Regions from separate parts of the Homo sapiens genome. Here region 2 is linked to region 1. A link is an interaction called in ENCODE POLR2A ChIA-PET data of the cell type or tissue named here. Cell type or tissue: PC-9. All regions are shown on one strand.

Region 1 (4,000 bases):
AATGCTGTACTTAAGGATGATTCACTACTGTGTCTGGGTCCTGCTACATGCGTGCACACACAGAAAACCAAAATAGCTATTTTCATGCCACATACAAATAACATGTGTATAAATATAGCTACAACTAAAATGTGTTCTTTGTACATGAAAATGTCACTGGCTTTTGTGAGTAGGACATATCGTCTGAGTTGTCTTTGTCTTTTGCGATACCGATAATGAATCTTCCCTGGTCACATGTAACTTTATTACCAGTAACATTCACTAGTTCAACTGCTGAGATGTCAATGGCACAGGAAAAAATAGGAGCCCATCAATGGAGCAAAACAACACTCAGTGGATCTTATCCACACTACTTGTATCTTAGGTTGAAGATCCTGTGATAGAGTTAAGGAAAAGATTTAGGAGTGTTTCCCCCCCTTTAGTCCAAACTTTTCCTGCAAATCAGAATCATTATGGGGGGCTTTTAAATACCCTAATGTCTAGGTTCTATTTCATACCAACTAAGTCAGAATGATTGGGTGTGGAAGTCAGGCATCATTAGTTTGTAAGATCCCAGTTGATTCTAATGTGCAGCAGAGTTTGAGAGCCACTGCCTTAGCCACCTTCATTATGAGATCTAAAAACCTCTTATAGAAAGAATTTCTCTTAGGTCTCATGGTCAAATGTAGATATAAGGATTAGGTAAATTTTCCTCCCTGCTGAGTGTGACAGAGATTAATTATTCTTGAAGGTTTATTCCTCCTAATTCCTCCATCATAAGAGAATGTCTAATTTTTAGCTGCCTACGTAGCCACACAGAATAAAGACCACTTTTCCCAGCCTTCCTTGCAGGAGGGCATGGCTGTATGTTTCAATTCTGACCCATGGGATTAAGTGGAAGTGGTGCATATTCCTGACAATCATTAAAGAGAAGGTATGTATTCTTCCACCCTTCCACCTTCTTGCTAGCTAGAATGCAGATGTAGATGAAGCTCCAACAGGCAATTGGTCACTGAGATGACTTTAGAAGAATGGAAGCCACACAAAACAAAGAAAGTAAAAGGAGTCTTGTTCCCCACACCAAGCTCGATACCAGCTCTAGAATGACTATTCTGGGCTTCTTAATGGGGGAGAAAAAGAAACTAGTTTATAGCACTATTTCTGTTCATTATAGCTGAACCTTATTCTAACAGACTCAATGGTTCTCAAAATTTGGTATATATCAGAAATATCTACAAAGTGAATGAAGCATATTCAAGTAGGTGATTCTGATACCTAACCAAGTTTGAAAACAACTGTACTAGATATCCTTAGGAGGTAGAGAGCACACATGATGAGGGTAAAACTTAGAATTCAAAAAGTAATGAGTGATTAGAATCATTTGCAAAAGTGAATCTACTAAATAAAATATTCAGCAGTACAGTGTAGTGGTTAAAGACTTTGGTTCAGGAGACAAACAGAACTAAGTTTAAATCCTGGCATTGCCACTTACCAGCCATAAGTAACTAAACTTCTAAACTGTTTTCCTCATTTATAAAATGTCAGGTTCTAACTGAGGTCCAAGGGGAGTCAGTGGGCAAGTGGTGGGTAGCTGCAAAAACACTCAAGGAATCGTAGACAGTTTTGACGTGGCTTTACTCTCTCTCTCTGGGCATGAGCAAGCTATATGTACAGCGTTAGCAGGGTAATTATACATTTTACAGACAACAGTAGCTTCGAGCTAAGCACAAGATCACGTGGGTGATACCTAATGCACCTCACATGGTGTGGTTACATAATGTGTGGGGTTGTGCACCTGCACTCCAAACCAGATGAGTCATGCTGCGCTGGAAGGGCACTTCAGCCTACTCCTGACTAAAGCTTAGCCATTTCCCTTACACTCTACCCCCTAGGCTGAGAGTGCCCTCTGGGCAGGGACATGTGCCTGTAGGGCAGAGCCCTGCATCCATAACAATAACAATAACAACAATACAGAGAGCAACAGCTCACTACTAGGATCCCAGCTATGCTACTTATGACTATTAGGGCCCAGAGTAGGCCAGAGCCTAGGGATGCCCACTATTTCTGCAGGGGGTCATCAGTAAGGCTCTGGACCACCTTACTCTCCCATGAGACCTGTTGCAGAGCTACTGTTATGTTCTGCTGATTGTCAGGGATAAAGGTACAACATTGTGTTCCTTAAAAGGCACAGGTGCCTCCTTGGGAAGCTATTACTATGTCTAAGGCCATTCGATTTTGCCACAAAACCTTTCTGATCTGATCAACCTCATCTGTTAACAGGAGGGCCACTCAGATGTAATTCAGAGCCCGAGTGCTGTGCTCTGCAAGAGCAGTAACTTGTGCTTCTACAGTTATGACACCTGCTCCAGGGATAGTCATTGCCAACCATCAGGGGGCTTGTTGCACTCACAAAAACTGAGAGTGTAGTGCCTCCCATTTATGCGGGTATCTGGGCAATGTGGGGAAAACACATGGCAGGTGGCATGGGGGTGGCAGGTACATAAGGCCACCCCCAGGTACAATGTCCAGTCCAGTGTGCTGGTAGGTAAGGCCACCCTGTGTCCCCACAGATCCATAAACTCCCCGGGGGCACAACATCTATCGGGGACCAACCTTGGTGGGGCCACTTGTTCCACCATACCTTCGATATGGTGACATGTGTTATGTTTACACAGACTGTGATGGGTAGGCATCCCACAGTGGTGTTACCCCAATGTTGCTCTATGCATCATGGCACCTGGGCTGGGGGTACTACATGTTCCCCCATTAGGCAGCCCCACCCATTATAAACACTATGGGCCAGCCAGGGGGTGGGTGCACCATGGGCCTTGTGGCAGCCTTTGTCCAAAGCTTGCTGCATTGCATTCGAGGCATCAGCCATGGGGCCCCAAGTCTCCAACCATGTCCAGTTCACTGAAGACACGGGGTGTATGTGCCAAGGCAAGCAGTCCGCAGCTGCTGCTGGAAGGGTGGTACAGATCAAAGAGTTGGAAACATTGGTCACTTCAGCGTAGGTGTGGGCCCAGTCCACAATGCAGTTGGAGCATGTTAACCTACAGCCAAAATGATAGAGCAGGCACAGGTACTAACAGAGGTAAATCACGTCCCTCAGGCAAAATACAAGCTAAACTTTCATCCCTGGATAACAACGTGGTCACCATGAGCTTTTGCCCTGGGAGATGGTACCATACTTTCTCAGCTCCCCATGGTTCCTTTGAGTCCCGTCTCCATGCAAAAGTCACGGGGGAGCTCATAACATGCCACACAGACAGTACATATGTCCCCTGAGGAGGGTTCCTTCCCTGGCCATTCCCCTATGAACAGTCAACCGTGGGGACTATGCATTGAACACCCAAGGAATGACAAGCAAGTCATACTGTAGGCCCTCCCCCAAGGGAGCTACAATGGCAACCACCACAGTGGGGGCTTGGAGGGTCCATGGCCACAGCCAGGTTTTCTGTTCCCTCGCCTTCAGGGGTGTTGGGGCAAGCAACATTCATCACGGCAGGTTACCGTTCATCCCCATACCTGGTCAGGGGAGGTCATCCTTGGTATGTATCTGTAACTGAATGAGGGTGGTGGCCTGGTGTAACAAAGCCTCCACTGGGGCCAGGCCACCTTTCTGTGGCTATTCATTCAAGGTTTGGTGCATCAGGTCCAGCCTGGAACTCCAGCCCCGCAAAGACGAGGGTGTGACAGGCAAGCGTAACCCATTCTTCAAGAGCCTGTTACATCGCTCAATCATATCTGCAGCTTGCAGGTTGTATGACACATGGAATCCCCACTTTATGTCCATTTCTTGTGCCCATTCTTATACCTGTTTTCCAGTGAAATGTGCTCCCCTATCAATCTCAATGGCCAGAGGGTGACGATACAGGGCACCTAAGTGTTGCAGAGGCCAGATGGTGTTCTGTTGGTTGGCCATCCTGCAAGGGTAGGTGAACAACAGGCTTGCAGCCGTGTCCACAGCTGTAGTGTATGCATATACCCTTGTAGTCTACTTGCCACCTGGTCAAGGGCA
Region 2 (4,000 bases), 77 kb after region 1:
ATAACATTTTTCATTCATCTCTTTAGAATCAAAGTCATGTTCTTTTTACCTTTTCCTTTCTACTTTAGGCTTCTTGAAGACACCCGCCATATTTTATACTCCTTAAAACAGTTAATGGTACATTTAGTTCAGTAAAATTTCAATGACTTACTGACTTAATAGACTCAGAATGGAGGTTTTTTTTTTAAGTCATAGTTTTGGCTTTATATTAAATATGCTACTGACTTTGAAATGCCTACAGATTTGCAAGATGGTTAAGGTTCAAAGATCCAGCAAGATGCTGAGTGTGGGTAGCTGTTGGCAGTAGAAGGAAGATGGCTTCAGCGTTGACAGTCTGGGTTCCAGTGCCAGCTCTGCCACTCTTAAATGTGTGGCCGTGGGCATAATTTTACCTATGTAGACTTCAGATTCCTCAGCTATAAACTGGGGATGCTAGTGGAATTTCAGAGGGTGGTGAGGATTCATTATGATCATACATGTTAAGCATAGAGTCTGGCACATAATAAATGTTTATGTGCAGGGTTGAAGAGGTTGGGGCTAAGAGAGCCCTTAGAAGTTGTTTTTGTTTTTTAACGTGGCATAATTTAAACCATGTTTGCAAAGATGTTTTTATTTTAAGAAATCAGGTAGTGTCTTTTTTTATTTTTAATTTTGGAAGTGTTCTGACATACTGATGTGAAAGAGTAAAGGAAGAAAAATACAATTGATTTTATGGGTTATCTTAGTTGACTAAGTGCTAGGTCACTAGCGTGACCTCTATTTTGTTTTAGAGTGTTCAGCACTGAGTGAGGTTTATTTTCTGAGAGCTCTAAGACAGAGGGGAGGGCTTCCTCCTCTTGAGTTGCAGTAAACCTGCAGTGTGGTTGTTATGCCCCTGGTAGGTGAGGATAAAATTCTAGACCTAGAAGAGAAATTGCTTAGTTATCTGGTGTAATGTCTTCATGAGGATTTATCATGTGGACAATCGGTTGACTGTTCGTCCTAAAGACACATAGTGACAACCAACTCTTTTGAAAATGCAGTAGTTTATTCCTGTGTGCTAACAACTTGATAGTTGGGGTGTGTGTATATATTTTTTATATTAAGCTAAGAAAGGTTTCTGCAGTAAACTGTGTCCATTTCTTTTCAGTTGGTCTTTTGTGGAAAAAAAAGTTGTCTGATGTTAAGTTCAAGAAACACATTTATTTATTTTTAATTTTTCTTATTTTTCCTGTTCTCACAATCTGTTCTCATGAAGAAACATATTTAGTGCCTGGTCTGCTAAAGAGGTTCAGAGAGAAGAATCTCTGCCTTTGGAGCTGAGTGTATCCGAAGTGCAAGAAGCATATGAAAAAAGATAGTTTTTATATAATGAAATGAATCAAATGAAGTTGGATCTTCGGAGTAAAAAGTTCATTTTAGTGTCCTAAAGTGTCTCTTAAAAAGACAGCTCTCTGCCCCCTTAGCAGCCTTTTACTTTAGGTTTCAGAATTGATTTCCTCTTAATTGTGTGTGTTTTGTTTTGTTTTTTTTTAGAACTATTTTTTCCTCTTTCCAGTTACCAATTTGTGTGGGGTAACAAGGTTTAAAAAGTAACTTTGTAAACCTTTTAAAAAATACATTATTTGAAACTGACTAAACGTTTTCTTTTTATTAATAACAATGTCAATTCTAACTCAGTTCTTGAGTGAGAGAGCTAAAGATGGAGACAGGTAAAAAAATAGGTAAAATCAGTTGCAATTTGTGCTTAACTTGTATCCCAGACACCCTTGTAGTTGAAGATCAAGATTGAAAACTCCTGCCTTGAATGACCTGGGGCTTTCTGTCCATCACACCCAGCTTAAATTGTCCTTTGGAGTAAAGTTAAAATAATTACTTTAAGATATTACAGCTGTTATTTCCACTTCGTTTAAGCCTAGTTTTCGCTCCTGTTATGTACTTGGAATTGAAATAATACATCATTTACTAATGCCTTATGAAATTTATTAGTTGAACAGTTAGATGATAGGTTAAAACAAAATGTAGTTAAAATGATTCTTAACTAAATTGTGTTAATAGCATTTGACTTTATTAACCACATTAATTCCTAAACTGTGGAAAATTCTTCTTTTTAAGGGGAAATCAAAACACGTCACTAATAAACCACATCTTGGACATTTCTCGAACTTCTCTTTTGGCTAGTGCAGTGTAATAAACTTGGAACTTTCTGCTCAGCTTCTTTTCTTGAAATGTGAAATATCATTCTGTTGCCAGTACGAAATATGAGTACGGTGTGTTTCTGAGAGAGTGTGATGTTCACCTCTGTAGCATATGGAAACTTTTTCTTTTTTTCTTTTTCTTCCAGAGTAGCACAGAAGAGGGAGGATGCTGTTTCCAAAGAAGTGACTCGAAAACTTTCTGAAGCTGATAATAGAAAGATGTCTCGGAAGGAGAAAGATGAAAGGTTTGACTCCTGTTTAAAGTATGGCCATCATAAAAGGGGGTACTTTGAAGAGAATTTTTTGATTTTTGCTTAAAGAATTTGGATTTTGGAATTGTCTGAGGTAAATTTTGGAATTGTAGTAGTAGTAGTAATGGAAATAGTAATAGCTGACTTTTAGAGTTTTTATTACAACCAGATACTTTTATCTGTGCTGTACAATAGTTGATTTATTCCTCTAAAGAGTCCTGTGAAGTAGGTACTATTTTTATCTCCTTTTTATACCTGAGGCAACAAAGGTACAGAAAGCTTGAGTAACTTGCCCAGGGTCCTGAATTAGTACATGGTAGATCCATGATAAGAACACAGGCAGTTTAACTTGAGAGCTTGTACTTGTAACTGTCTGCTGGAATTGAGGAGGCAACAGAGCTTTGTACAGAGCAGGCTTTGTCTGTTAATAGGTGCACAACCTTGAACATATCGCCTAACCCCTCTGGGTCTGAAGGGTTTATGTGTTAGCATGTCTATGTGGTGGTATTTCTGTTCCTGAGCTTCCCGAGGGATATCCCATAATTAGTTATCTGTATTGGTTGGGAAAAAGAAAATAACTGGGTTTTTCTCCTGTTGCCCAATTCTGTGCCACGTTTGTTAACCCCTAGTCCCAATTTTTTCTGCCGGCTGCTCTTAGAAGGCTTATTGGACAATCTTAACATCTGAGTAGCAGAAGTCCCTGAGTAAACTTGTGCTGAAGAATTGCCACATAGTTTAATAGTTGTGGATCTGCTGGTTTTCATGGATCTTTTGTTTCAGTATCAAGAAGATGCTTTGTTGGAACATATTTTTTACCCCACTTTGCTCCAGAACTTTGTGTGAACTTCCATTGTTAAAGTGCATATAATATATTTTCTGTATTTAATACGGTTTTCTTAAAATGCATATAAAACAAGTAACACACTTTTAAAGGACCAGAAACCATTTAAAAGGAGGAAAAGGTGGATGAGCAAGTACCTTAGAGTTAGTTACAGCAACTGAGCACTGAACTTAGTTGTGGGTTTCCAGGTGTCAGGGGAAGCATCTGAGGTCACATAGCTTTCATTGTCTGACGAGAAGCAGCATGCAAGTCCTTCTGAAAAGAAACTTTCCTGGCACTGGATCTTGGAAATACTTTATCAAGTGGATCCTTATTTAAGGGACACTGAGTAACTTAATGAACAATGTCTTCTATAGTGGTTTTGGAAAGGTACCAAAACATTATTAAAATGATTATCTTCTATGGCTCCTTTATAAAACTGAAGGCACAGTATTATGACAATGGAGGCCTTTCTGCATGGAGCAGCTTTAATGAGGTCGGGCTGCATAGCTTTCCAATTGCTTGTTTTTTGCATAGGGATCAAGGTTAGAAAATCTAGGTAACTGTTTTAGAAAAAACTTTTTGTTGTATTTTTCATTACAGTGGTGTTTCTTAAACTAGGGTATGCATAGTTACCTAAATTTCAAAATGTTTGTTACAGCTTTTAAAGGTTTTCAGTGATTAATTATGTCAGGGATAGTAAATGGGTTTCCTCTGCCCACTGCAGTCTTGGGCAGATTTGGTCTGGCACT

The links. Peaks named below come from ENCODE experiments on the same cell type or tissue, not always from the same donor. Only the 100,000 strongest peaks of a DNase experiment are listed, where the experiment ranks them.
Region 2: POLR2A ChIA-PET joins it to region 1 with 5 read pairs; 9 of 35 experiments call an interaction of 5 or more read pairs at or near these places.

Annotation. Positions count from the first base shown.
Region 1 is chr3:156,624,096-156,628,095 of GRCh38, reverse strand. No RefSeq gene overlaps it. Among named protein-coding and RNA genes, the nearest start is that of TIPARP, 48 kb to the left of the region's middle. In PC-9, no CTCF peak of the experiment used is centred here; a DNase peak (open chromatin) is centred at 1,785; H3K4me3 peaks cover 292 bases; H3K27ac peaks cover 2,457 bases.
Region 2 is chr3:156,547,327-156,551,326 of GRCh38, reverse strand. It overlaps SSR3 (signal sequence receptor subunit 3), which reads left to right. Exons shown (of 5, transcript NM_007107.5): 3 at 2,324-2,422. Among named protein-coding and RNA genes, the nearest start is that of SSR3, 5.8 kb to the left of the region's middle. In PC-9, no CTCF peak of the experiment used is centred here; no DNase peak of the experiment used is centred here.